Regions from separate parts of the Mus musculus genome. Here regions 1, 2, 3 and 4 are each linked to region 5. Evidence: chromatin loops called from intact Hi-C (ENCODE). Cell type or tissue: heart. All regions are shown on one strand. Links, peaks and the distances in the headings refer to the core of each region. The heading gives the core; the rest is flanking DNA. Region 1 holds the start of Ube2i (ubiquitin-conjugating enzyme E2I). Region 2 holds the start of Clcn7 (chloride channel, voltage-sensitive 7). Region 3 holds the start of Telo2 (telomere maintenance 2). Region 4 holds the start of Cramp1l (cramped chromatin regulator homolog 1). Region 5 holds the start of BC003965 (cDNA sequence BC003965).

Region 1 (5,823 bases), core at 409-5,408, 89 kb after region 5:
CTCTTACAGACCTCAAGTCCAAAACAGAGAGTCCAGCCCAAACCCAACTGTCTTTTCCTAGCACAGGAGTAGAGCCTGTCTAGGAACAAGCACCAAGGTTCTGCCACAAAACCCCAACCTGCCCTAATAGTCATCTCTTAGGCAATTTACGACCCAGGTGGCGCTCATCTAAGAGTGACTGGAGCATAGGGCTTCACTTCCAATGTGTCCCTCTTTTCAACTTCTCAACGCACAGGCCTGCCCAATCTCTTTCTCTAGCATCTTCCACTGAAGCAGCTATCCTCATCCAGCCAATCAGATGGCAGAAGATGGCAAGCAAGTCTGGGCAGGGTTTCCTAACAGGTTTCTCTCTGGAGCCCGGGGCCAGTGCTCTGGAGAAAGAAGCCTGGACACCGGGCCACACAAAGCTGTTGGGACAGCTGTAACTGACTTCAGGATAAAGTTGTGTGCCCAGAGAACTCTGTCCTAGCATCCAACTGCAGCTATCCTAAGTGAGAAGAACCGAGAAGCTAGCTCAACTGCTCTTGCCTGGACACTCAGTGTTAAGGAGACAGAACCAGGGAATCACCAAGAGTTCAAGGTTAGCCTTGGCTACAAGAGATCCTGTCTCAAAAACAGGGAGAAGTGAGAGGTGGCTCTTATCAGAACTCTTAAAGGCCTTTTGCCCCACGGTCGAGGAAAAGGAACCCTAGGAGCACCCTGGCAATGATCTAGGCAGAAACTTGGGGGGCAGTGCTGCTGCTCCCGCAAGCACTCCAAAAGCCACTTAAACACAACTTGCCTTCCCAGGCAAACAGTCACTTCACGAGCTAAAAGTTTTGTGATGCAATGACCAAACTAAACCAAACCAAACCAAAAAACCATTCCCCTCCCCACTACTAGAGACAGGAAGGACATACAGGGATGGGTCTTATGACTCCAGGCTTCCTACAGTGTACAGTATTTGTCTGGCGACACCACCTACTTCAGAGCTACTTACCGGTCAGAGAGCCTGTGCAAGGTTGCTTATCTCCGCCCACCTCGGCAGAGGGAACATGGGTACCAGGCACTACGGCTGGCTTGGATAGGGCGAAGCGGCCTCTTTTACTCGAATGCACACTGTAGGCCCTAAGGATCCTTCAGTAAGTATACCACGCTGTTTGTTAAGTTTCCAGTGGCAGAGACAGCCAGAGGAGGGCAGGACTGCGATCACTCACAGCCTGAATACCTTTAGAAAGAAAACAAACTCCCCTTCGACGCCCGTTTTCTGCTATGCAGGCAGGTAACTAACTCATCCACTAAAACAACAGTTCCTTAAGAATAAAGGAAGGTGGGGCAGAGAATATACACAAGACTCCCCCACAAAAACCCAAGCTACAAGCCTAGCGTCTCGGTAACGAACGAAGCCTTCTGATGTGACTCCGGGTGCTTACAGGCCCCGACACGGCCCAGTACTCACGGCCTTCCGCACTCTCACTCGCCTAACTACGGAGCCCAGCACCGCCCAGAACGCGTCTGGGAGCTACTGGGAAGCTCAGATTATCTGTTGCGGGGTCGGCGGAACTCAGTTCGCCAAGAGTAGGGGGGCAGTGGGCCGTGCTCCCAACCCTGTATTCTCCCGTGGCACAGCGGCTGGGCCCTAGTGCCCCGAAGGCCGAGACTCGGAGGCCGCGAGCGAGAGGAGGCCGCCGTGGCTCCGCTCGGCGCCTCCCGGAAGCTCACTGGGAACGGCGGCGAGTCCGGGCGAAGATGGGAGTGCGTGCGCAGGCCGGTGGCGGCTCACCTGGGCGACCGCGGCCCGGACCGTCGCGGCGGCAGAGGCGGCGGCGCTCCTTTGTCTCGGGACTTCCCTCCGCGCCCGCCGCGCGCAGCACGGAGCGCAGGACCCCAGCGGGCGGGGCGGGGCCTGAGCTGGGCTGCCCGCCACACGCCTGCTCAGCTTACCGTCCCTCCCGTCCGGTGGCCTACGCGTCTACTTAAACACGAGCTTCCCGCAGCCCGCACGCGGCTGCCGCGCCCTCGTTGCCCGCGACCGCCTAAGGAGCCCGAGCCCAGGGCGCCTGTCCAAGCAGGCGGTGCCCTGAACGGCCGCACTCTTAAAGGGGCCGCGTCCTAGGCTCGAGGGAGCGTCTGCAAACTCCTCTTCGGGATGAGCGCGTCCACTCGAGGACACATCAGAGAGTCGTGTGAGGAAAAAGAAGCATAGATTCCCAAGGGTCATCCGGATGCTCAGAGGGCACCTTCCCGGGCACAGGCTCTGGAGGTATCCTTGGGCTCAAGGCCCGAGTCCCGGGAGCAAAGATCACTGAGGCCTAAACATCCTGGGAATCGTCGCAGTACGGTGACGATCCCCGGAACTTAGCGCGCTGTGACACTTTCTGCAATTGGCCAGCTCAGGAACTTGGGCGGGGTGAACCTCGAAACTATCCAATGAACTAGCCTCATACAAAGGGCCAAACGCAAGCAAAACCGACGGGGAGAGAAATGTGGATGCTCCCTAACCTACGAGTTAGCCCCCTAGTGGGGGAGGGGAATGGGCCTGCGCCGTGGGGGAGGGGCAGCACCCGCGGACCCCCCCCCCCGCGCGCGCGCCCCAGGCCTCTTCCCTGTGCCGCACCCCACACCTTAGTTCCACCTGAAACCCCTGTGCGGCTTCTGCTGGCCCCGCTGGACACGCTTTTGTCACGCCGTGGCCTAGTCCAGTTTCCTCGGCCAGTCCTCTGCAACCCAGCTCGGATGCTTCCTCACCGACTCACCGACGGGACGGGTACTTAGAACCGTCGGCTGGCCCCCTGGTGGCCATTCTGGCGCCTGCTCCTTTTTTTTTGGCACGTGCTGGAGGCCTTTCGGGGCCAGTTGCAGCCAACAAGGGCTTCCTGGGAATTTGGACTATGGGTCCAATTGCTGCCAGGGACTCCAGTGTTCATCTGTCAGTATCTCCGTCCATCTACTCACCACTCTCTCCTTCCTTCGTTCTCCTCTTACCTTTTGAGGTTGTTGGGTGCCCCAAAACAGGAACTAAGGTCCCATGCCCCTTGCCCACAATTGTCCAACATTCCCTGGAGCTCACCCTGTTAATTCCTCCTGTTCGTAGCCGTACTGTTTAAGAGTTAAGATCACAGTGAGCACCAGATCCTGAGGGACCTTGGTCTCTCATTGGGGCTGAGTTGTAGACAAGGTCGGCTTAGATACAAGTTCCTGACACACTAGATCTGTACCCCCAACAGATCTGGTTTGGATCCATCCCAGCCTGCAAAACAGCTTCCAAGTCTGGTGGCTCCTGGGCACTTAGGGATGTTGGCCTGTGAATTGTACCATCTGGGACCAAAGTTATCAGCAGATTGTCTGGGGGCTCTCATTTTGTGGCCGGTGGCTCTGAGTGGCCCAGTAATCTTTTTACTTTGTTTTTTTAGTTTAGGGTCCTATGCATTATCCCTGCCTGGCCTCCAACTGACCTTGAAGTCCTGTTCTATGTGATTCCACCCCTAAATTGCACAAATCGTACCACATCCACTTTGGAATCTACTTTTCAGCTAGGGTCACAGTTGAGCCTGGTCTGGACTCACGGATATTGGATTTTCTGCAGGAATGAGACTGAGGGAAAGACTGCGTGGAGAGGCAGCTGGAAGTCGTATGTAGTTATTGAAAGGATTGATCTGTGGTCCACAGGGCACTGCAGAAGGTTTAGAGCAGGAGTGTATGATGTAACGCCATGGTGTAGTGATAGTATGCAAATCACTCTAATCTCCCTAGCAGGCAAGCACTTCTTATGACTATCCCATGTAGATTCTTTTTTTTGTTTTGTTTTGTTTTTTTTGGTTTTTTGAGACAGGGTTTCTCTGTGTAGTTCTGGCTGTTCTAGAACTCAATGTAGACCAGACTGGCCTCAAACTCAGAAATCTGCCTGCCTCTGCCTCCCAAGTGCTGGGATCAAAGTCGTGCGCCACCACTGCCCCGGCTCCATGTGGATTCTTGAATAAAAGACACACACATGCAGCCTTATTTTTAATATGCCCTAAGCAGCCCAACAGCTGGGCCCCTCCCAACCTTCCACATTGCTAACACCTACCCTCTGAGACTCCTGAATTTATCATTTACTAAAATCTATATTCCATCTTTGCTACCCCAGACACTATTTGGGGAGGGCCCCCTGGGGCCACTCATCCTCAGCTCTTACATGGCCGTATGCTTTCTCTCCTACAGCTCTCAAGACTGATCCTCCTGCTTCCCCAGCATGGCGATTCTAAAAATCCCTCTTTTCCCCATGGTTCCCTTGCCCAGAAACTCTTATTTAAAGTCCCACCTCAGTCTCCCTGCCCAGCCATTGGCAGCCTGGCAACTTTATTTACCAATTAGAGCCAATTGGTAGGGTCCCACTGTGCCTTGCATGCAGATGTGTGAATTCTCATGTAATTTGGGAACCCAATTAATATAAGCAATAAACCAAATCCACAACACCATAGCACCACTTTGTTTGCTGAGTAGATGCAGAAGACACTTCCCATTGGTCCAGGGTGCTGAGTTCAACCAGCACAGAGAACTCATATCCGGGCAGATGCCGTGTTAAGACCCAAAGGCCCTTGTGCTAGAGGGAATGTCAGGAATGGTAATGTGGAGTTGGCTGGGTTGGACTGGAGTAGGAGGCTATATCAGCCTAGAAACTTTATATTTTTCAAGATACGCATTCTCAGTGGACAGGGGTCTTGACTGGGGCCATCTCTCTGGGTGTAAAGGGAAGCCAAGTGTAGCAGTGAGTTTGTGCTCCATGGCTTTGGCTCGCATGCACACACCCTCCTAGGAGCTATCTGGATTCGTGAATGGAGGACACACACACACACACACACACACACACACACACACACATGCTTGCCAGTTAACTTTAAAATGCCTTAGCTACTCCAAGGCTGGGTACTCCTAAACCTTCCTCTGCTACCTCAGGGCCAATCGGGGAAGTGGTCAGTGGCCATTTAACAGAAATCTCACATTGCTGGTTGGCTTTATCTCCTGCAGTCCTATGTCCATCTGTATCCCACCGCTTCATGGCAATTTCTTCCACTACCCGCCACCCACCCGCCATGTCCTAGCCCTCAAAACTCTAAGGATCTGCTCCATCTCCCTTTGCCCAGTCACTGGCCTCTGGCATCTTTATTGATCGATCAAAAACCGATTGGGGACAAGAACCTTTAGCATTTGAACACTCAGATTCCCGATTGAGTCAAAGCATTTGAACCAATCTCCAATAGCCAAGATTGAAGTGCAGTAAGAGGTTGGTGGACAATCAGTAAACAAACCTCAGTGAAGGGCCTTGGCTGTTGTGTACACCCATCCTTTTCCCAGTGGATTGGGTACTACCTAATGTAGGAGTAGGGCCCTGTGTTCCCTGAGTGTCATCTCCTGCTCTGCTGGGAGGTTGGCTCTGCACACAAGGTTGTGAATAGGGGTTGCTACTCTAGGGTCTGGTTTCAATAAGAGATTTATAAGCAAAAGTGTGAATTTGGATTCCTTGTGCTAGATATAAAAGCTAGTCTGCTTAACAAGGTATTCAACAATGAGTTTTTGGATGTGATACGAAAAACAAAACAAAAAAACTCCACAGGCAAGAAAAGTGAACGTAAATATTGTGTTTCAGCAAAACACGTTATCAGGGCTGGAGAGATGACTTAGCAGTAAATAACAGTTGTTCTAAAGGACACAGATTCAGTTCCCAGCACCCACATGATGCCTCACAAACATCTGTAACACCAGTTCATCCAGATCCAGGGAACCTGATGCCCTCTTTGAATCTTAGTCATGCACATGGAGCACATGAATTCAGGCAATACACTCAAACATATACAGCTTTAA
Region 2 (5,823 bases), core at 466-5,465, 52 kb before region 5:
ACAGATGGTTGTAAACCACCATGCAGGGTTGCTAGGATTTGAACTCAAGACCTTCATAAGAACAGTCAGTGCTCTTAACTGCTGAGCCATCTCTCCAGTCCCCTAGATTCCTTCTTTAACCACATCTATTACATTGTTACAATCCTGGCCCTTCAAGGAATCAGTACTAACAAGAAGCCAATGGTCCTCCCATAACCAATTTGTCCACCCCTGTCCATTTCTTGTCCACCCCTGTTCATTTCTCTTCTTACAAAGACTTACAAGGTTCAACAATAGAGCATTTGGCTGACATGTGTAAGACCCCGAGTTTAATCCCTAATAGACAAAAGTCAATAAAAAGAGAACAATAAGTTGAAGGCCCTGGTCTTTTGGGAGCTGTGGGAATTGTACCACTTTGTCAGCAAGGGTTATGGAGAGATCTATGCCCCCAGGCATGACCCTAGGATGACTCTCTCCATTATAACTCCTCCTACATATCCTGCTATGCCACATCTCTACTCTGCTTATTCTTCTGCCAATCCTTTTTCCCCCCAAACTCTATCATCCAGAAAGGCCCAAGCCTGTGCATTTAGCTCAACTGACAACTTAAATGTCCTAGTCTTAAAGAAATTGTGATCAAAGTTTGTATGTGTGTGTGGGGGGGGTGTGAGACAGGGTTTCTCTGTGTAGCCCTGGCTGTTCTGGAACTCACTTTGTAGACCAGACTGGCCTTGAACTCAGAAATCCACCTGCCTCTGCCTCCCAAGTGCTGGGACTAAAGACATGTACCACCACTGCCCAGTTTCTGATCAAAGTTTTGAAGGGATCTAAGTTCAAGCCCCATGGAATACTAATGACCTTAGTTGGACAAGCCAGCTTCATTTCCCAACCTCAAAGCCCAGCAATACAAAAGAGGTTCATGACATCCTTATCACTGTCTTGTAAAATGACAAAACTAAGGTGTGTCAAAGAGGAAACAGCACACACACACACACACACACACACACACACACACACAGAGAGAGAGTCACAGGATAATCATGGGAAAATTCAGAACACCATTTAACTTTCTTCCTCTTATTCTGTGTTTAGTTTTGGTTTTACTTTGAATTGTATGAAAGGAAGGACATTTCCTATAATCCTCTCACCCTTAGAGGTTAAGATGAACTTAAAACTTTCTGATTTGAAAATTTTCAAATAAAAAAGTTTCAAGGTAATATTATATACATGTATATGCATATATATATATATAAAATCTAGGATATATATATGTACACATATATAGATGAATGTACATATATATCCTAGAACCCTTGTTAACTCTCTTACATATGATCTTTGTCACCACTGATGTCCTGAATTGTATTTTAACTATTTTTATAGAATCTTTCTATGTCGTACATATTAACCCCAGCCCTCTCTGATATTTCTCTGTTAAATGTAGCTTTCACATTATATACCTATTTCCTTCATTAAGTGGACACTTTCTTCCTTGCTTCCTTCTACCATCCTCTGTAATGCAACTGCCATGACACTGCTCAGAAGTAAACTTTGTAACATCGTTCTTTCTCTGTAGAGTGCCACCCATGATTACAGTCACTCTCGGGTCCCTGAAGTTGTAGTATCAAATCCCAATCCTTGCCCCTACATAATTCAGGATACATCTAAGAACAACTTTGTTGATGTAACACCGATACTAAGGCAAACTTAATCTTCCTAAAATACTATTGCCTAAAGCAACCTGCGGCTAGTTAATGCCACGCCCATGTGCTGTCCTAGTCTCCTCCTCGGAGGAACCCCAGTCTTTCCTAATTTGGCACTTCAGGGTGCCACGGTCCACCCAAGTCGGTTATGGGGGTCTCTGGAATGAGGGTCCTCAAAGCTAGGTGGGTAAGGATTCGGTGGTGACAAACAGAAACAAACACAGAGGCAGTTTGAATCTGAGTGCATTTTGCAGCTCTCAAGCAGGGGATTTTATACATTAAAAAACCAAACATTACATCTCTTAGAAACTATATCCAGTGAAACAATCACAAATACCAACAAAAATCATTTGGCACAGTAAAGCACAAAAATCATCCAAGCATTACAACTCTGAAACTATGCATTCAGTGAATCACAAACAGTACAGGTAACATCATTATTAATATAAATCATCAAAATATAACAATTCTAAAAGGATGTATTCAGTGGGGGCTGTTGTCCAAGTCTAGTGGCTTATTTCTAGGAGCAGGTTAATAAATCTTTAATGGTCAGTGCTCTTAACCACTGAACTAACTCTCTAGCCCCATGGTCAATTACTATTTAACATCTAGTATCTGGGTTTTTTCTTTTTCTTTTTTAACAAATCTTCAATATGTAAATTCAAACTATTTTAATTCTTTCTAATTAAGGCTTTCTTTACCATACACCAAAATCCACCTCCGATGACACACGTGCAGCCATATGAAATTTTATTGTTGGGAAAGTTTTTATCTATCGTAATAGTTTTGTAAATGATTTAGAAAGTAAGGCATTGTTTTCCCGGGGGATAAGGTCATGTTAGTGGCCCCCATCTCTAGGGTTGGTTTCTTACCCATTATTCTTGCTTAAGATCTTGGCCTAGGCTACCAGGAACATGTAAATAAGAAAAGGAATAAGAGAAAACAAAACATTGCCATAAGAACTACCACTCAATATTTTTTTCTCCGGCGAAGAGTTCCACACCGGTTCCAGGAGGCCTACCCCTTTTGAGGTCAATAGCCTCAGTTTGTGGAACTTGTCATACAGATCCTACTGGAAGTGGTGTGGCATCAGGGTCTCAATCCCTTTCCCGGAATTGCAGCAGTTTGGCTGCCCTTTGAGCACAGGAAACACATGAAGCCAACTTAGTTGAGAGGGACGATTCCAGAACTTTTACAGGTAGTTTATTTTTTTTTTTTCCATATCATCTCTTGGAGGACTAGGCGTGCATCTCGGGCTGGTTCTTCTCTGGAGTTTGGGTCACTGCCTTCAGTGAAGACACTAATTGCTAGGGATTTTGAGTTCTAGGTTTCTACCCTGGGCTGCAACGACCAGTGAACCACAATTCCCAGGAGACTCCGCGCTCCCGGATCTTGCCGGCCTCCGTCGTCAGTCACGTGGGCACCGATGATAGATCACGTGAGACCTGGGCGCGGGTCACGGGAATGCTGCCGGTCTGCCGGCTGTTCTTGTTGAGTTTGGTCCTCAGTGGGCCATGGCCAACGTCTCTAAGAAAGTGTCTTGGTCCGGCCGAGATCGCGATGATGAGGAGGGGGCGCCACTGCTTCGAAGGACAGGGCAGCCTGACGAGGAGACGCCGCTGCTGAACGGAGCTGGGCCGGGCGCGCGCCAGGTGAGGCCCGCGGGCCGGAGATGCAGCCGCCGGGATCGCTGCGCCGGTCCTCAGTGTGCTGGCGGGGCCCAGAGGGAGGCCACGGTGCTCTCCTCTGTTATTTTTTTGAATCCTGGAAGACTTTTATTTTTGATAGCCTCGCACTCATAAACCTCTTCTTTCTTTCTCTTTGAACCCCTTCTTCCCATCTCGTTCCTCAGTGGCTACACCATCAGAGAAAATGATACCCTCTCCTCCAGGAACCGTTGTCGCTGACTTTTCAGCAAGAGATCCCAAGACTTTAACGTTGCTTTTGTTTTTTAATTTTACTTTTCGTGGTGAGGGTCAAGCCAGGGTTTACACATACAAGGCAATCATAACGACCTCAGCTCTGCACCCATAGCCCTTGACGTTTCAAGATAAGGTCTCACAGTGAGACCACCAATGAATTCATAATCCTGTCTCATTTTCCCAAGAACTTGGAAGGCCTGGACTACACGCTTGGTAGTTTTCAATTTAAATGGCAGAATTGTGCTTTCGGTGAAAGTGCCTGTCTCCTTTCTCACAGGAGTAATTCCAGACGTTTGGGACACAATTGCAGTGTCAAGCATCCCCACTCATTTTCTCTTACTACCTAGTTGAACTTGGAATGTGCAGCCAGACATGATAAGCAACAAGTCAGAGGCCAGAGTGTGCTCAGCACTGCGAACAGTTTGTGCCTTCAAATGCCTAGCGTTTAAGACCGGGACAGGCTTGTTTACTTGTGTGCTTTTGCTTCTTTTGCCTGTGTGCATCGTGTTAATTTTGAGTCAGTTACTTATATCAATTCCTTGATGTTAGTCTGTTTTATAACTGTCCTTTACCCTTCCTCCTCCTGATGTTAGAGGTGTCTTAACAAACACTCCTGCTGTTTTAAAGGCTAAGAAGAGCACAAGATAGGGCTACCGCATCAAAACTTACATTTAGGCTTTCTTTGCTAGACCCTTGAAGGTGCAGTGGACAGTGAAAGTCAAAGTCAGCTCCTTGTTGCTGGGAAGCAGCTCAGGCCCTTTTGAAGGACGTGTGCTTGTGACTCCGGTCTGCAGTAGTGATCAGAAATAAGTAAGGTGGTAGAGCTGTGTCTGCCTCCCTAGGGTGTTTCTGGGTGGTGTGATTTGTTATCCCTGTTGTAAAGAAAGTAACCTTTGGGGAAGGGGGCTATTGCTGCTCTTGGAGAAGACTCAAGTTCAGGTCCTAGCACCCAGGTCCAGTGGCTCAACCACTTATAACTGTAGTTTCAGGTGATCTGACCACCTTTTCCTCTCCTGGCCTCCACTAGAGAGGCCTCCACCACACACACACACACACACACACACACACACACACACACACACACGTGTCTCTCTCCAAAAAGAAAGTAACTTTATGTTGGCAACTGGTTTTTAAGAGAGGGAAGAATTTGGAAACTGACAGAGTTGAGTTTGGGCTGAATACATGTGGGTTGTTTTGTTTTTATTTATTTTTGCTTTTCTTTGCAAATAGACAGAGTAAAGAAAGAGTTGATCTTTCCCCCTAAATACCACTATAGCTTTTTTTTTTTTTTTTTTTTTTTTAGACAGGGTTTCTCTGTGTAGCTCAGGCTGTCCTGGAAGCTCAGGCTGTCCTGGAACTCACTCTGTAGACCAGGCTGGCCTCGAACTCAGAAATTCACCTACCTCTGCCTCCCAAGTGCTGGGATTAAAGGTGTGCGCCACCACGCCCGGCTACCACTATAGCTTTTAAATCTGCAGATAATACAATTGATTGGTTGCTGTTAAACAACTTAAAAAATAATTGAGCACCTGCCCCATTGTGGGTTCCCAGGTCTGTGTGCAGGTCACTGAGGTGCATAGGACAGCTTTCTTCCCTCTGGGAACAGGCCCCAACACCTTTCTGGGTCTGTGTGACGAGCCCTGTAGGAATATGTGCAATGAGCACTTTTGTGCCAAGTCCTTAGACAAGAAGAGCAACAGAACAGAGAGAATATATGTGTGGGATGTGGTCCGGGGGGTAGGAGCCTTTTTCAGGCACAAGAGTTGACTTGGGTGTGACTAGGCCTAGGAGAGGCTTGCAAGAAACTGGGGACTCCAGTGCTAAGGAATCCTTATCTGCTTAGGCAGGTCGAATAGGCACTGGCTACAGCTTGGGAACCCTCTGTGCTGAGCTGAGCACTGGACCAGCCAGAATTTCCGGCAGGATCTGAGGCCAGCTGGTGCCAGTTTTCTCATCTGTAAAAAGTTAATGAATGTATAATACTGAGCAAGCCTGTTAGAAAACAGGTTCTCAGTAGATGCTAGTCATTAACGACGGGTCTGGAGACAGAGTGCTTGCCTAGCATCAGTGAAACCCTGGGCTCAGCCTCCAACACCACATAAAGCTGCGTGTGGTGGCACATACCTATGACCGGGCATGCCAGTGCTGAGAACGGGAATCAGAAGTCGAAAGTGATTTTTGAGGCCAGGCTGAACTAGATGAGACCCTGTCTCAAAACA
Region 3 (5,785 bases), core at 1-5,000, 67 kb before region 5:
CTGAGAAGTGGACAGTGGCAAACTCCTCCTTCTCCTCAGGAAGAACTGGATCCTCGGTTCCACCGAGGTATCGTTTCAGAGTCCCCAGGGTAGAAAGGATATGGCCAGCATCCTCTGAGGATGAAAGGATGTGAATGGCTTCCTGGACGGTGAGCCGGACAGCAGACAGGGCTGGGTCCATCCTGCAGAACAGGGCTGAGGGTCCGAGAAAAGCATGTTAGAGTGTCAAGAATTCTTCCCATGGCACCCACGATGTTAAGGGAGGAAACAGTTGGGCCGGTTCCAAATCTCAGGCCCCACCCCCCTACACACACGCACTTACTTCTGCGCTTCCAGGCGCTTCACTCACAATCTCACTCACGCTCTCCCGTCCTTCTTCCGGGTTTCCCGCCTGCCCGATGATCTGACAGAGCTTCAGTCCCGGACTGCACCGGTGCACTGTGGCTGTCTCCTCTGTCAAACCCACTGATAGTTGGATGAGTGAGTGGCTTGCCAGGGTGCAATAACTAAAACTCCTCCTCCGTCTGCAGCTCCAGGTTAGCACCCAGCCCCCTAAACACGAGGCCTTCGGCTCGTATGGGAACTGGCCATGCTGCAAGGCAGGACACTGCAGCCCCGACTGGACCAACCACTCCTACAGGGTTCCTCTGGCCAGCATGCTTCAGAGCCGAGGCCACATGCTCCCTCTTGCGCGCCGCTGATTCGCCACGGCACCAGGACCACGCGCCAGATTCAGTGTCAGCTGAGGGCAGCTGTGAATTCGAGTCGCAGAGCTCACGTGAAACCTGCACGGATATTTAGAATTTCTGGGGCTGATACAAACGCGTGGCTAGGGACGAATCAGCGGCGCGCCAACGCGCTGATGACCGCAGCATCTGCGCCTGCGCAAGAGGAGGAAGAGGCGTGGCCTAAGAGCCTACGGTGGGCAAGGCCTGAGGGCAGGACTCCGGTAGGCGTGTCCGCTCTATTGGTCCCCTGGTGACTGCTGTCTCTGTTTTCCTTAATTCTGGAGAGACTTTCCCCAGCACATTACCCCACTATGCTGCCTTGGGTCGGATGACTTTCCACTCTAGAGCACTAATCAACTCTCTAGGCGCCCTGAGGGAAACAGAATAAGGAAGCCAGGAACAGCGGATATGGCCAAGTTGTAATGCGGATGCGCTGATGTATTTGGTGGTACACAAGGGTGCACGTTTACTGCGAACACGCAAACTGCGTCTAAACTGCCCTAAATGAAACACCACTAGCTGAGTAAACACCCAGGGATCCTGACTGTCGTCTGAACTTAGCAGTGTGAAACATTCCATCATGGCAGAACTTTTCTTGACCATCCTGATCTGGAAGATACATTGAGGGAGCAACATTTCAGCGGAACTGGGTGTGGGTGGAAATCTGAGCAAGCTGTATTCATTCAACATCATCAAGCAAAATTACCCTTCCTGAGCAGGAAATGAGCCCACTCAAGGCTTAGCAGTTAGCAGAGCATACCAGGGGCCAGAGCGATTATCTTAGAGGTTAAATTACGTGTGGCTCTTGCCAAGGTCCCAAGTTCAGTTCCCAGCATCCATGGAAGTGTTACCGATCAGCCAGCCAGGATCTCTACACAAATAAAAACTGGGGTTAGTCAAAGAGAAGGTCTTCAAATGGTAGCTTTCTTTTTTTTTTTTTTTTCTCCATGTTTGGCCTCAGTGAGAGATGGCAGATGACTCCCCTAGTATTAGGGGACTGGAGGCATTGGGACCCTTAGCCCTAAAAGTATTCTAGCTCTTACGTAGGTCAGGAATCCTTGGCTCTTTCCTGTGGCTGGTGCAGCTTCCACTAAGCAGATTTGGTGATTGTAGGGACTCTTCAGCCCTACAGCTTTACAATTTTTGTGTAGACCTTCGCTCTTAATGACAGCCAGTGTTAAAATTCTTGGCCTAGGGTTGAGACCTCTTGGCTCTCTGGAACTCATCTGGCATCCAAGGCTATGCCATCTCTTCTCTGGTTTAGTCAATTATCCTCATTCAGTCTCAGTTTCTGCACTCCCCTGATGCCTTGGCTACTGCTTCCTCAGCTATGACAAAACTGACTGTCCTGTCCCTTTTGTAGCTTGGCCTGCCAATTGCTCAGCTGTCTCTGCCACCTCTTTTTTTTTCATGATAACAGCTTAGCCCACATTACTGAGAGTAGGCAAGCAAACCCTGGAGAGGAGCCTTTTACTGTACCTAAAGCTGCAACAAAAGGGAGGAGATGAGGAAAGTCTCTCCCAGAGGGAGTCAAAGCGGCTGCCTTCAAATCCTGAAAAGGGGCACTTCCTCTGCTAACAGTCTTTGCACCAGCCTCTGTAGTTCCTCAGCTAGGCCACCAGAGGACGTGTTCTTCTCAACCTGGTCGAAATGGTTGCAAAAAGCCTTGGGGCTGTATCTTCCAGACCTGAAGCAATTTGCAACCTTGTAGTTTTCTCAAGGCCCTCAGAGTTTCCTGGATAGTCAGAGCTGGCATTAGGGCAGGCCAGGAGTTGTTGACTGGCAATTCTTTTGCTAAAGCCATCCAGAATGGAAAACCTAGCAGTTGCTAGTTAAGAGCTCGTGTCACCTCAGCACCCAATATTTTTGCTTATTTTTCTGGAAATGAATACCAGAGTGCTTACAATAATAAATGTTAACAGTGCTTAGCCCCTGGCCAGTGTTCAGGCGGAGATGGGTGTCCTTATTTGTTTTAGAACAAAGGGGTGTTAGGAGGATCCAGTCTTCACTTAAAAGTAAAGGTACAGGGCTGGTGAGATGGCTCAGCGGTTAAGAGCACTGACTGTTCTTCCAAAGGTCCTGAGTTCAAATCCCAGCAACCACATGGTGGCTCACAGCCATCTGTAATGAGATCTGGTGCCGTCTTCTGGGGTGTCTGAAGACAGCTACAGTGTACTTACATATATTACATTATTTATTAATAAACAAGTTTTTTTTTAAAGTAAAGGTGCTCCGCTGGCAAGCTTGATCCCCTAAGTTCAGTCTTCAGGGCTCACTTGGTGGAAAAAGAGAACCAACTCCTCAAAGTTGTCCTCTGCCCTTCACAAGCACACACACTCATTGCTCCCACAACCACACACAAACAAGAAATGAATGTAATGGTAATTGTTCTTCAAAAAGACTAGACCTGGGAGCTGGGGAGAAGGTTTACTAGGCAAAGTGTTTGATGTACAAACATGAAGATCTGAGTTCAAATCCCCAGAACCCAATATCAAAGCCAAGTGAAGAGGCATGCATCTGTGTTGCCAAGGAGATGTAAACAAAGTCTACCCCCCTCCTTTTACAGTACTGATGATAAATAAGCTGAAGTACATTTCCACCAAAGTTGACTCTGAGGAATCAGTGAGTTTATTAGGCTTACTGACAGAGCAATGGGTGAGGGGGTATAGGCAGTAGCAGAGGTGACCTTAAAGCAGTCACACTGGAAGGTCTGCCCCCCAACAGACCCCCATGACTGTGTAGATAGAACCCTTCCCTAATTTTTTCATATCTCTATACTCTGTCCCTTCTCTGAGTCCCCCATGGCTACAATGAACTAGGGCAGACTTGCATATAACTGATTGGGAGGAGGCTGGATACTCAAGTGAGTATCCCCTGGCCCTCTCTGTCCTTCCTCTATGAGGTATCACCAAGTCCCGGGCATGATGGTCATTTCCAAGTTGATGGTGACAGATGTCTTGGAGGATAGTCCTGCACAACAATCTGTGACCCCAGAATCAGAACAGGGGTGTAAGAGAATAGTGTGTGGAGAAGAGCCTGCCAGGTAGCCAGTGAACCCGAGAACTAGTGAGGTGCTGTTTCAAAATAAAATGAGGAGGTGGAGACCTGAGTAAGGCATGCGACTTAAATGTGTGGTGTCTACACATGAGCCTGTGAGTAAAACACACACAGAATAAATAAATAAATAATAAAGGTCAACACTGGGTTCAGTCCAGAGAACAGACAGTAAGAAACCACTCAAATAGAGTTGTCAGAACACATGTGGGGCGCTGTAGAAGTGAAGGGGGTATCTCCTGATGTAACCAAGACTTGAGAGTGGGGTGTGGGAGCCCCAGCATGAGACATTCCTGAATCTCCATCCCTAAACTGCAACTCCATTACCTCTTGACCCGTCCATTTTCCTGAAGTTCACCCTCCAGGACTTCCCAGTGAAGGTAGGGTTGGGGATACGTTTCTGGAGTCTCAGTACCTACAAAGGCCTATACTCTTTGCTCTTGAGTTATTCACATGAAATAGATGCACTATTTTATCTTTTTGCCATTGTTTTTTTAGTTATTTTTGTGGTGCCATGGATCAAATTCCGGATCAGCATAAATGATAAAGTCAGCTGTCCCCTTGGAATTGTCCCAGTCTCCTGAACCAACAGTTTTTCTCCCTGGATACTTTTGTGGCTTTTTTCCTCTGTCTGTGATGTTCTGATGTTTGACCAAAGGAGCTTTAATGGCAGCAGCCAGCCTCTGGGATGACACTCTCAGTGGCCTGTCCTCTGGGAAGACACTATGGCTCCTGTCATCTTGGAAATGCTAATGCTTTTGTTGGTGACACTTTCCTGAGTTGTTCTTATTACTACAAACTAGGCTTCTTCAAACAACAGAACATTATTTTCTCACAGCTCTGGGGGTCAGAGTCTGAACCCAAAGCAGCATGCTACTGCAGAAGTTTCTTCTGGTTTCCAGAGGCTCCAGGTGTGGCCCGCCCCAGCAGCATTGTTCCCATCTCGGCCACCGACTTCATTGGGCCTCTTCCTTGGTGTCCTCTCTGCCCCTATCAGGATGCTTGCTGTTGAGTGCAGGGCTATCTGGGTACTCCAGGGTTACTTTATCTTAAGATGTTGCCTGGACGTTTTTCCCCATAAGGCTATATTCACAGGTCCTGGAGCAGAACTTGGATCAATTTCCTCAGGGACCCTCATTCATCCCCCTGCACAGCCTGTAACCAAAAGCCAGGCAGGGAAAGTCAGGTATGTCTAGCTTGATTTCAACATTACATAATACATTTATCAAAATATCATATTAACTCAAAACATGTGCAATTTGTGGGACTGAGAGAGAGAGAAAGAGAGAGAGAGAGAGAGAGAGAGAGAGAGAGAGAGAGAGAGAGAGAGAGAGAGCAAACACCTATAGTCCTAGCTGAGGACTGAGATAGATCATTTAACCCAGGAGTCCAAGACCAGCATGAGCAACACAGCAAGATCCTTTTCCAGGGAAGAAAAACATAGCTAATTTTAATTTAAGTTATCCCATTCTAGAATAAGATAAAGTGAAATTCAGTCTCATTTCTAAGAGGGATTCCTTCTCCAAGGCAGTGAGACAGGACTCATAAGACATGGCTGCATGTGGCTGGAATCCTGGGCACCAGTGCACAGCTGGCTTGGACAACTTCCTGACCATGCTCAACCCCTGTCCTGCTCTGACTTCTTGGTGGGAACTCCAGTCTAGGTGCTGCTGTTAGAGCCATTATCAGCTCCTGTCTGCCTCTGAGCCAAGCAAAGCCCTGAGCACATCCACTAGAACAATTTCCCAAAGAAGCTGTTTGTGCCTGTTTGAAGCTCGTTTCCCTGGGAACCTCGGGTTCCCAAAGCCCACTGGATTGAAGGCAGATGCCTTTCATTAAGGTGGCAGGAAGAACCTGACACTCAGCCAGGACAGAAAGAAGAAACCCAGTCACATGGTGGGCTTCAAGGAGCAGGGATACGAGACAGACTCAAGGGACCAAGGGACGAACATCAGCTTCTGCCTCTGTGTGTCCCAGCATGAGGTGCTTGAAGAAGAAGACCC
Region 4 (5,823 bases), core at 532-5,531, 170 kb before region 5:
CAGAAGTTTACCGCCGGCCTCCCAACATGGCGGCCGTTGTTTGTTCCAGCGCCGCCCGCCGCCCGCCGCCCGCCCGAGGGCCCACAGAGTGCTGAGCCCGACCGGACCGGGACCCCGCCCCGCCCTTGGATGCCCCTAACCCAGGTAGACCAACACAGCCCGGAGCCACGGAAGGCACGGCAGCATGACCTGGCCTCTGCGCTTTGGGTCCCGCAGTACCGCCGTCCCGCCACCACCTAACCCAAGGAGCCGCAGCTCATGGCCCCCAGCTTGATCCCGCCTCGCTCCCCGCACTGCCCGTGCCTCCCCTCTGCTCCCGAGCCACGCGCGATCAAGCCGCGCACCTGCCTATTGCAACGGCCCGCGCTGCCCTCCGAGCCCCTAGTGCTCCATAGGCCAAAACTGCCGCTCCCTCCAAAGCTGGCATGCAAGAGAGAGACTCTGCACTCCGGAAACCTTCCCAGGAGGGAGATGGCCCGACTACACCTCTCATTCAACAAAGCCTGTTGCATAGAACAGGTTAGAGAACACCGGAAAAGTGACAGCAAACACTGTTATGTTCCAGTCGGATCTTAAGAATAGGAACTGAACTATGTAAACAATTCTGGAAACAACAAAATTCTTGCTTTAACTTCTACCACTGTCATAAGATATCGATAAGCAAAATAATAATTATCTGTAGCTAGGAGAAATTATACTCAGAATAAACTAAAGTTCAGGTACATTCCAACATCTTAAGACAGGCTGTGTACATGATGAAGCAGGACAGAGAAACACTCCGTTCTTTAGCAGACGCTAGGTCCAACATAACTGTTGAAAACATTCCACTTAAAAAGAAAAGCAGACAGAGCAAGGTACCAATGATAACAAAGAAACAGACTGAAGGTAAAGACAGAGATGTAAAACTCGAAGTAACACCATAAAATGGTGCTGCCAAAAACGGTGTGCAATTTTCCTGTTTGGCACTGATCTTTCAAATACTACCTTAAGAAAACCCTGGCACAGAACCACACAAGACACAACCCCACGCTAAATGATTTTATGGCACAAGACTTCGAACCTATTCACTTTTAACCCCCTCACCACGGTTCCCAAAACCCTGTCATTGTGCTAGGGAGCGAAACCCATTCCCAGAACCAGCACTGCCAACAGCACCAAGCAAAATGCATCAATCCAACAGGACCCACTCGCCGGCGCGCTGGGCCCTGTCCCCAGGCACATTCCGGTCGTTCCCCAGAGGCGGTGGACTCCATAGGAGTCCGTCACCGAAACCCGTCACTTCCTGACCGTGGGAGGCGCGGGCACTGTGGGCCTCGTCCCGGCTCCACACCCTTTGTCCCATTTCGGGTGGGAGAAGCTCGCACCTTCCTGAGGAGCTGACCGCTGGCTGCACGCGGCGCAGCCCACGAATACCGCGGCCCCTCCGCGGATCCCGAAGGCTCCCAAGTGCAGCCTACGGTCACCTTTTTCATCCACGCTTCCCGGCAGCCTGGCTCCCGGATCCCGGGCCTCCGCAGAACCGACCGGGCCCGGCAGCTCCGGCTGCGGCGAAGCCGCGACGCCGGGCTGGTGGTCAGGTGTCAGGCGCGGTCACCAAGCACTGTTCCCCTTCGCAAGACCTCTCCGTGGACTGGCGCGCGGCTAACAGGGCTGACGGCACCGGTGCAGCCGCCACTCGCCCTCCCACACCCGGGACGCCGCGCTCTAAACAGTTCCGGCTACGGCGGCCGCCGGGGACCTGAAGTCGGCGCCGGAGCGGGGAGGGGCGAACGTCCCGCAAAAAAGACGAGCACGTCCAGCTTTTCTGCGGGCGCGCCCAACCAGCTAGGCTGCCATTGGTCAGCAGGCGTTACGTGCGCGCGCCCGCACGATGTACAGGGGCGGGCCCGCAACGTGGGGCGTGTTGTGACGGCAACCTCGCGCCCTTGCGGATCATGCGTCTTTTCCGATTGGCCAACCGACAGCCAATAGGATCAGCGTGCTGGCTGTGATTGGCTGAGACTATGTTGACGGATGCGTGAGAAGAAATCACCGCCTCAGCGGGGCGTCTTGAAGCGCGCGGGAACTCGGGTGGGGACTTTGCACTTTGAAAACAGGTTTAAGACCATAAATGTATCGTAGCATAGTCCACTAACACTTTTCCTATTCGAAGCGATAAGGAAATGTGTTTTTAAAACTCTAATGCTTATGCATGTGGCGTTTGAAAAAAGTATCCCAGTTTGCAGGAGGTCCCCGCCTCTGGTTATCCCCTTGGCTCATTGGCGTGGACCGTGCTACTGCGCCTGCTCTTCAGCGACACTCGCCGTTGGCTAACACTGGCTAAAGTGCACACGGTCACCCAGGGAACCCTGTGCCTAGCTGCTGCAAGCCTCTGCTGAGTACCGCTTGCAGCGGTCTCTCGAGGCATCAACGCGCCACGCGCCGGGGCGGTGTCCGGTACTCAGAACGTTCCAGAGAAGCTCTCGAGCCGCGCCTCCCCATCCGATGCAATGCAACTAAGCTCCGCGAGGTGCCGACTGATGGCCTGCGTGGGGTAGGCAGGATGAACTCGGGGAGAAAAGTATTAGGAGCCTTGACGCAGCTTGCCCCGAGTAGCAAATAGATCTGGCCCACCCATCAGCGGAAAACCCAAACTGGTCCTAAAGTGGGCCTAAGACTCAGAGCTGCGCCGGGAGGTACCGACTGTTTTCGGTTCTTTCCGCCGCAAGTCACCAGTGGTCGTTTCGGGAGGCATCGGAGGCGCGGCTGTCCCTCGACTGCTTCCGCTTTCTTTACCGGCGTTGTCCGGGCAACACGGAGGCACAGGGAATCTGGCGAAGTTAGATTCCTATACCTAAGGTGCAGAGGGGTCTGGGGCTGGACCGGGGAGTGGCAAGAGGTGGGATGGGATCGACCTGGGACCTAGAGATGACCTGCCAGGACCCTCTCGGTTCCTCTCTGTGTGCTGGCTTCACATTGTCTCTCTGCACAATCCTAGAGCCCCCTGCTGGACTTTTGAGTTGCGGCGTGAGTCCCCCCCGCCCCCCAATGCATTTAGTATGAAGCTGGGGGAAGACAAAAAAGCCAAAATCCTCTGCTTGGTTAATCTTTGGGTGGCTTGTAAAGATAACATGACCTGAATGGACCACCTTGAACTACACTGTCCTTCAGTAATGTCTACATGATGCAGCTAGTGATCTTATTCTGGCCCAGAGAGCTAAACTTTACATCATTGGTCACTATCCCGAAAGGCTACTTTAGAACCCATCCTCTTGTTGAACAAGAGACTCTAAAAGGAGTATCTTGTCTTTAAGCCTACTTGTTAGTATGACTCCTTGGGCATAATGAATTTGACCTGCTTTCCTAAGAGTTGGCATGATGGAGGCACTCACCTCTGAAAATAATTGAATATAAAAATACTCAGTATAAAAATGAGGATCAGTTGACTGGAAAAAGTGAAATTGGCCTTTTCTTGTTTTATGGCCTACATACTTGAAACTTGTTCCTGATCTAAGGACATTAACAGATTTTTAAATAACTTTTGTGTGTGTGTGTGAGCATCAGCTTCCTAAAGTTGACTTAATATCTTTTTAATTATTTGGCTAATTCTCATTTTAAAGCATAAGTGCTGTGCTCAGAAGTGCCTCATACGTTTAATCCCAGGACTTGGGAGGCAGAGGCAGGCAGATATTTGTGAATTTGAGGCCAGCCTGGTCTACAAAGCAAGTTCTAGGACAGCCAGGGCTACATAGAGAAACCCTGCCTTGAAAAAACAAAACAAATGAATGAAAAAAAAAAAAACCTTAAGCACAAGCGAAAGAAAGAATGAATAGTTAGAACATTGTATAAAATGGACATACTGAAGTTGACATGTTGCCCTTTTTAAAAAAAAAAAAAGAAAAGATTTTTCTTATTTTGAGGCAAGATCTCACTATGTATCTTTGGCTGCCTGGAACTCACTGTAGTAGACCATATTTGCCTCAAACACATAGGGACCTCTGCTTCTTCTGAGCTGGAATTGAAAGCTTGTGCCACCATAGCTGGCTTACTTTTAATGTGTATATGTACAGGCGAGGCCAGTGGGGCATCAGATCCCAGAGGAAGCTGCCTGATGTGAGTGCTGGGAACTGAGCTCATGTATCTGGAAGACTCTCCTAACCACAAAGCCATCTTTCCAGCCCATGCAACAAATTAAATGCAGCCTCTCCCCCATCACTGTCGCTTGGTGGTCCTGACTGTCCTCTACTAAGTCGTAGCTAGAAGACGTTCTTGGGCTTTTTGGTTTCCATGAAGTTGAACGCTGTTTTTCTCTGTAGAGATGTTCTTTGATGGGTAGTTTACTTTTATTTTGTTTTAATGTTTTCTTTGAAAGTATCTGTGTACATTGAAACGATACTTATCGAATGAGAATGATCAAGAATTATTTGAAACACCACCCCCCTCCCCCCGTTTCAGTACTTGCTACTTGCATTCTCTGTTTAGTTCTCTCTTTGATAGCAATGAATTTTACTTCTTTTCCAGCACACCGTGGGTCATGCCAAGTTTAATCTTTTGCTTCTAATTTTATAGTTTTCCTTAATAGAATAATCTCTAACAAATGAATTGGCTTGCATTCATTTAAGAAACATTTTAAAGCTGCTACGTGTCCTTGTAGGTTTGCTTCCATTTTGTAATTCTGCGCGTAGTCACTAGGGGTTGGTTTTCCCGCCCTGCAGGTTTCATCCTTGACTAGGTCTGTGCGTCATCATGGCTCTGTATTTTGACCACCGAATCAAAGCTCCAGACACACCCAGCTCTCCCTCCCACATCACCTGGCACCCCACCCACCCATTCCTGGCAGTCGCATCTATAAGCCCATCTTCTGGAGGCAACGTAGACATCTACCTTGAGCAAGTGAGTCCCTGGAGCTATGTCGGCTTCAGCAGCTCCTGATTCTTGTGTTCTTTTCTCTTCCTGAGTCATGGAGGCCAGGAGGCAGCATAACTCGGCACGAGAGTTCTCCTAATCAGGTCTTCCTAAGGGCCAGTTATTCCCAAGCATCGAAGCCACGATATCCTGCACTTCTTTCATCCCTGCTATAGAGGTTCAAGAGCGTGCTTACAGCTGACCTCCTGTGCCGTATATGCATGCCTTCTTCAACTCTTTGTGTCAGCCCTTTGAACTTTTTTGATTTATTTATGTTGTGAGTATGATTCTTTTGCCTGCATGTGTGAATATGGGCCAGGTGCATGTCTTCAAGGTCAGAAGAAGGTATCAGATCCACTGGGACTAGACTTGTAGATGGTTGTGAGCCATCATGTTGTTGCTGGGAACCAAACCCCAGGTTCTTAGGAAAGTCAGTAAGTGCTCTGAACTGCTAAGCTACCTCTCTAGCCCCACATTGACCCTTTCGAACTACACTAGCTTCCTACGGCTGCTATAACAAATTGCCACAAAGTAGGTGACTTCAAAGAAGTAGAAAGTCTTTTTCTCACAGTGATAGAGGGCAGAATACCTGATAAAGATATTCATCAGATGAATCACAAAGAGTTGGAAGTCAGATCAATGTGAGGAGGTGGAGACTGCATGTACAGCACAGGGGGTCAGATCTAAGCGTGCTCTTGAACCTCTATGGCAGGATAAAAGGACTGCCATATTTGAGAAGATCTAGATCTTACGGGCTACCAGGCCTAGCTCAGGCAGTAAGCTCCAGATTCAAATGAGAGACTGTCTCAAAAATCAGGTGAGCTGATGAGATGGCTCACAGTGGAGGTGCTTGCTGCTAAGTGCAATGAGCTGAGTCCACATGACAGAAGGGAGAGCCAGTTCTCTCAGGTTTCCCTCAGATCTCCACGCCTATCTTGA
Region 5 (5,823 bases), core at 315-5,314:
GACCTGGGACTTGGCAGTTAAGCCATACTGGGTAATGAGAGAGCTCCACAGATCCCTCTTTTCTGCATCCCCAGAGCTGGAATTACAAACATACATAGAGCTTCTTATGTGTCTGGTAAGGCTCCAGCTCAGGGCCTCATGCTTGCATGGTGAGCACTTCACAGATTGAACCACCTGTCTTGCCAGCCCTAAAATGTCTCTTTCTGCCTCTGATCTGAGACAGTCACTGAGACTGAGATGGGCTCATTGGTCATTGTCAGAGGCTAGCCCACCCAAGGATGAAACTCTTAACTCTTGCTGTACCTCCTTGTCTGGTCCCATGGGCTATCCTGTGCAGCTTGAGCCTGGCTCTCCTACAGTATCCAATCCAGGAAGCCTGATTCCCGTTACACCTTAGGGCCCTTAAGCTCCATTTCCTTCTGAAAGCTCACCCTGGTTTGCATGTTCCCTATAGTTAAGGGCCTAGGTGCTGTGAGGTCCTTGCTAGGAAACTGGTGTAGCAGTGTGGGGTTCTGTGATGGAACAGGTGGGGTGGGGCCCAGGGAGGAGGACCTTGGTAGACAGGTGCCTCTGTTGACACAGCAGCTCTTAGTCAGGGTCCTGGGTTGGGCCTCTTAGTGTATGGGGCGGGGGGAACCTCACAGGTGTTGCTGGGCTCCCGACATCTCTATCATTGCTCCTGCTCTAACTCAGTGAGAGTGCCTTGAGGAAGAACAGAGTGGAGTGTGAGGCTTTTCCCGTTAGTAAGTGGCTCCCGGTCACAGGAGGCTCCTGATTTTGTTCCATCCTGGGCTAGATTACAGCTCAGAGTAAGGGCATTTCCCAGGACCCTTTCTTTCCCACAAAGCAGTAAACATCCAAAAGCTATGGTCACCTTCAGGATGACAGAGTGTGCTTCCCCAGGTGGGAGACCTTGAGCAAAGAGCGGGCAAAACCACCTGCAGGGAACAAGGCAAGTGAGTTTGCAGGCTGCTCCCAAATCCTGCAGTTGCAACAGGTGTAAATTTCCCCCCCAAGCTTCTGGATCCAATTGATATCAGACCCCTATTTCCCTGCATGGGGAGAAGTTCAAGTCCAGTCCCCCAGCAGAGGAGTTTCAAGTGAAGACAGGACAGTTGGGCTGGGTTTTTGTAGCTGAACTTCATGTCTTCAGGAGCCAGGTTGCTGCACTGTGAGTTGTGTGTCTCCCCTCTATGCTGCCTAGTGAGGGCACCCTCTACCTTCTTGGAGTGCTGTGTAAGACTGGCCCTCACTCTAGCAGGAATATCTACATCACTAACAGCCAAAGGCTGAAGGGTCCTTTTCCTGCCTAACTTCTCCCTTGTCATGCATGCTGTGGTGCCCTCAGACACCCTCCTGAGCAAAATAAATCATGGGGACTCTGCTTGCCCAGAAAGGAACTCACAGCCCCATGAGATAGAGGAAGAGGTGTTTTTTTGTTTTTATTCATGTCACTGGTTTACAGATCAAGAATAAAATCGGAGTGATAATCATTATTGAGCCCTGCGGTAAGACCAGGTGTAATATAACTCACTCTAGCTTCTACACAGCACAGGTACTAAGAAGACAGACACCTTTAGGGCTGATCCTCTTTTTTTTTTTTTTTTTTTTGTATTTTAAATTGGGTTGATGTTAAGCTGTGTAGTACTTGGGACCAGTGATTCTCTTCTATCTGCCTCCACAGTATTGGGATTACAAGGTTGCCTGGCTGATTCTGACGATGCAGAGCTTCAATCAGCTTCCAGATCAAAAGGCCAGGTGCACGTTAGCTATGGGAGTGTAATTTCAGAATCGCCTCCCTGTAGGCTGTCCGAGATCTGGTCAGCCTATGGTCTACACAGAGCCATTTCCATTCTTCCTGAAGGCAAATGGATTCTGGGGACCTGGGATAGTCTAGGTGGAGGTGATGTTTCTACAAGCCTTTTCAAAGGGACGGCCAGGCCGGGAGGCGTTTAAGGCGCGAGGGTTTCCCGCCTCCGTGCCTGAGAGCTCGGATGGAGCGCTAAGACTGGAAGATGCGCTCATGGAGAACAGGGACCAAGTCCCTCCCGGACGATGGTCCTGGAAAGAAGCCAGCAGATGCCACGGGTTCTCAAGTCCTTGGGCATCACACTAAACAGCCTCGGGCCAAGCTCTTCGGAGAACCGAGTCTGCTTCACTTTCAATCCGCCGCGCCGGATCAGGTCTCAATGGAAGGACCCAGAACGACACAAACCCGTAAGTCGTCCAGATAGTGATCAGGGCGAGGCCGGAGACGGAAGAGCTAGCGAGAGGAAATGCATCATTTCCGTTGCGCCGCTGGACCCACGTTTTGTAGTCGTGAAATTGGATGTGAAGTTCGGCTTCCGGTTTTGTGCGACGGAAGTGACGAAAGCGCGGTGCGCCTCAGCGTGCGAGTCGAGGTCGCTATGAACAGTGTCCTGTGCTCACGGGCTGCGGGGTGAGAGCCGTGAGGTGCCGGTGCGTGAGGGTGGGAGGTGGCCGTGGCTCCGGGACGCTTACTGCTGTCTCTCTTCCAGAGCGGTCCGGGCTCTGCGGCTCGTGGGCTGGGCTTCGCGAAGTTTGCATCCGCCGCCCCGTGGCCGGTCTCCAGCTCAGCCTGCAGACAGGGAAGAGGAGGACGACGACCCCAACCTCCCGATCCAATTTTCCGGCAGCAAAGCCACCCCGATCCGCTGGACCGTGGAGCATTCCCTGGGGAAGCCGCAGCAGCGGCCCTGGTGGAAAGTGCTGCCGCTCACCCTCACACTCGTGGCTCTGGTTGTATGGTGCTACCAGAGGGAGGAGAGCGGCATGGACCTGTGGTTGAGGCAGGTGTTGGAAGAGGAGGACGAGGAGGAGCCGGAAGGTCCTCCGGAGGAGCTTGAAGCTCCGGCCCTCTACGGGGCTAGAACGTAACAGGGTGCGTGCTGAGGAAGGGACTAGGCAGCCGTCCTTTCGTTGTTGAATTTGACGATTTCTGAACTGGTTCTGCGCATGTCCTCGTTGCTTAAAGGACTTGGATGGCGCTCTTGGCGCTGAGACACAAGAACACAGCACAAAGTTGGAGGCTTGAAATCTGATCTTTGCCGAACACCAATGCCCAGTGATTACGTCCATAGAACTTTTGAGGTTCCTAGAAAAGGTTTTGGGTGCACCTTATGCTCTTGAGTTATGATGTGTTCATACAGCCTAATCATGTTTCCAGCGTTCATCTGGTGGAGGTGTTACCTGCAGTTCATTCGCTTTCCGAGACAGACTAACTGCTGAAGTGTAATTACCTATATGTGTGCAACATCAGTTGAAGCTATTTTAAAAACTAACAAATGGAAAATACATTTGGTAAAGTCTAATGAACTCAATTTTCTCACCTCCCCTTTCATCATCAAGTAGGCTTTGGTTTTTTTGTTTTGAAACACAGTCCCCCTATTTAGCTCTGGCAGGCCTAGAACTGGCTATGTAAACCAGCCTTGCTGTAGACTTAGATATCAGCCTGCTTCCTGCTTCTGCTGCCATCTTTTTTTTTTTTTTTTTCTCTTCTGCTCTTCATTCCCACATGAGAACTTAAAAACTTGACAGAAGTGGTAGGGTATGCTTGTCATCTCAACACTTATGAAACTGAGGCAGGAGGATCCTAAGTTTGGGGTCTGCTTGGGCTACGTAGGGAGGGCCTGTCTCAAACAAAACAAAACATCAATAATATAGTGGGTTGGTTTTTTTTGTTTGTTTGTTTCTGTCTTTTTCACAGTGTTGTGATTGAACTCAGGAGTCTATTGTGCTATCCTACCAATGAGGTCTGTTTCCAGCTCACATAGAATTGCTTTTGCAAAAAAAAAAAAATGTTACATTTCATGCAGTGGGTTCTCAGTGCTGCCAGGCTGATAACTTATCTGAAGTGATGTGGGCATTTGAACTCGTGAGCAGAATAAGTGGGGACACTCACTACACCTCTGCTTTCTCGTTTTTTTTCTTTCCTTCCCCCTTTCTAATTTTTCAAGACAAGGTTTCTTTATGTAGCCCTGGCCATCCTGGAATTCTGGCTGTATCCCTGGCTGGCCTTGAACTCAGAGGCAGAGGCTGCGTCCGCCTCCTGAGTGGTGGGATCAAAGGCGAGCACCACCAGATCTGAGTTTCACATCTATTTTACGGATAGGAGAATAGGTGTGTTAGCTAAAGGGTTACTTAAATGTTTATTTTATTTATTTATTTATTTTTTGTGCTATGCTTTTCCAATTTCCCAAATAGACTGTAGCTTGTGTTTTTCCTATTGTTTTCAGCCCAATGAATTCTCTGGGTGAGTGCCCAGCAAATATCAGGTAGGGAGAGGGCCTGTAACTAACTATAAGCCAGCTGCATGTACAAGACAGTAGATAAACTGTTGGGCAGAAAGAAATGATTGAATAAAACATGTTCTTTTGAGGGAGGAGGAGTTAACGTAACTGACGCTTACAAAATTAGATTTACTTTATGTGTATGTATGTGCATCACATACATGTCTGTTGCCTATACAGGTAAGAAGAGGATGTCAGATTCCCTGGAACTGGAAATACAAATGGCTATGAGCAACCATGTAGGTTCTGGGAACTGAACTTGGGTCCTCTGGAAGAGGAGCCATTCACTGTGAGCAATTTCTCCAGCCCCAACAGCCACTTTGTGTAAGCTCTTGAAAATGGAAAGGCTCAGTAGTGTTGGAAGTGAGCTGTTACACAGATAAAAACCTGTTAGTTCTGTTCTGAGCCATAGCCCTCGAGTACCAGCTTCAATAAAAGGACACGTCTGGCCCTTATGTGGGTGTCACAGGTGATGTCTGCAGAGGAATAAAACACATCTTTTGATGAGAGACCTTTGCCCATGTCCACAGTCAAGGTCGCTGAGTTCCACCATCACTGCTATTTGCTCTCTGTCACACCTTACAGAGCCAGCTTCTCTCTCTCTCTCTCTCTCTCTCTCCCTCTCTCTCTCTTTCTCTCCCTCTCTCTCTCTCAGATTCCTTAGGTTGTCTTGTGTGTTTCTCCAGGCTGGACTTGGGGGTTGACCTAGTTTTCATTCCCTATCCCTCAGCAGTCTGAGACACATTTATTCCTCTGTAGGTTCCCCTGTCTGCCCTTCCCTGCTTGCTCATTCTTCTATTTGATCTTTGAAAAAACAATGTTTCTGTTTGCTGGGACTGCCTACAGCTCACTATCCATCCACATGCTTGTGCAACCATTAAAATAAGTCCTTTAAACTAAGTTAACTTCAGGGTCTGTGGGCTAGGGGAAATGCTCAGGGATAAGTGCTTAGCCGGCATGGACCTGGGTCCGGGCACGCACATGGCTCCGGGTTCTACCTCTAGCACCCAAACCAAACCAACTCACTCTCCAAAGTTGTCAACAACTCAAAGAATTTGTCTACAAAAATGTCATATGAAGAAGTCAGTAATCCTACCAGCAAATGGTAATTTTACCTTACTAGTACTTTAAAATATAGCATACATACCTGGACCGTGTATGTCTCTCTGTTAATATTTTAGATCGTGTTTCTGGAAATGGGATAGGTTTTCTGTAATCCTCCTTTCTGAAAACATCCCTCTCTTTTCTGCCCATTCCTTTCAGAACACTTGTGGCTGTGCTACTCAGACTTTATCCCTCAGAGCACACCCGCAGTTAGCAGAGGAGCTGTGGTCACTTTACACACCAGTGAATGCTAGCCCTGGGTTCTCCCGAATTCATCCTAGCACTTGCGAGTCCTGCCCGCCACGTGCAGTTAGCATTCTGCGGACCCCAGATCAGTCTGATTACTGACCACCCTGTACATCCTTTACCCGATGGGCTCATCTGGCAGCATCTTACGCTGTGTTTTTAA

What was found. Peaks named below come from ENCODE experiments on the same cell type or tissue, not always from the same donor. Only the 100,000 strongest peaks of a DNase experiment are listed, where the experiment ranks them.
Region 1: it touches region 5 in a loop (4-fold over the local background); 22 of 42 quality-filtered maps call a loop at or near these places.
Region 2: a loop joins it to region 5, with 7 times the contacts of the local background. A loop is called at or near these places in 10 of 42 quality-filtered maps.
Region 3: a loop joins it to region 5, with 7 times the contacts of the local background. A loop is called at or near these places in 9 of 42 quality-filtered maps.
Region 4: it touches region 5 in a loop (2.6-fold over the local background); 3 of 42 quality-filtered maps call a loop at or near these places.

The regions. Positions count from the first base shown.
Region 1 is chr17:25,271,559-25,277,381 of GRCm38, forward strand. It overlaps Ube2i (ubiquitin-conjugating enzyme E2I), which reads right to left and starts at 1,873. Exons shown (of 7, transcript NM_001177610.1): 1 at 1,763-1,873. Gm17801 (predicted gene, 17801) reads left to right here and starts at 2,566. Exons shown (of 1, transcript NR_027452.1): 1 at 2,566-3,970. In heart, for the core only: a CTCF peak has its summit at 2,770 (motif pointing left); a DNase peak (open chromatin) is centred at 2,403; H3K4me3 peaks cover 2,881 bases; H3K27ac peaks cover 3,239 bases.
Region 2 is chr17:25,130,281-25,136,103 of GRCm38, forward strand. Clcn7 (chloride channel, voltage-sensitive 7) reads left to right here and starts at 3,111. Exons shown (of 25, transcript NM_011930.4): 1 at 3,111-3,334. The coding sequence starts at 3,197. In heart, for the core only: no CTCF peak of the experiment used is centred there; a DNase peak (open chromatin) is centred at 3,111; H3K4me3 peaks cover 1,441 bases; H3K27ac peaks cover 1,009 bases.
Region 3 is chr17:25,115,091-25,120,875 of GRCm38, forward strand. Telo2 (telomere maintenance 2) reads right to left here and starts at 877. Exons shown (of 21, transcript NM_001163661.1): 1 at 323-877; 2 at 1-195. The coding sequence starts at 181. Ptx4 (pentraxin 4) reads left to right here and starts at 5,670. Exons shown (of 3, transcript NM_026747.1): 1 at 5,670-5,785. The coding sequence starts at 5,761. In heart, for the core only: CTCF peaks have their summits at 954 and 2,349; a DNase peak (open chromatin) is centred at 901; H3K4me3 peaks cover 1,453 bases; H3K27ac peaks cover 1,562 bases.
Region 4 is chr17:25,014,067-25,019,889 of GRCm38, forward strand. It overlaps Cramp1l (cramped chromatin regulator homolog 1), which reads right to left and starts at 1,164. Exons shown (of 21, transcript NM_020608.3): 1 at 1,061-1,164. It overlaps Ift140 (intraflagellar transport 140), which reads left to right and starts at 2,020. Exons shown (of 30, transcript NM_134126.3): 1 at 2,020-2,838; 2 at 4,695-4,872. The coding sequence starts at 4,726. In heart, for the core only: a CTCF peak has its summit at 2,971 (motif pointing left); DNase peaks (open chromatin) are centred at 1,245, 1,885, 2,295 and 2,825; H3K4me3 peaks cover 2,927 bases; H3K27ac peaks cover 2,595 bases.
Region 5 is chr17:25,182,201-25,188,023 of GRCm38, forward strand. BC003965 (cDNA sequence BC003965) reads left to right here and starts at 2,361. Exons shown (of 2, transcript NM_183150.2): 1 at 2,361-2,440; 2 at 2,520-5,462. The coding sequence starts at 2,409. The coding sequence ends at 2,898. In heart, for the core only: a CTCF peak has its summit at 2,571; a DNase peak (open chromatin) is centred at 2,271; H3K4me3 peaks cover 3,394 bases; H3K27ac peaks cover 1,651 bases; H3K27me3 peaks cover 434 bases.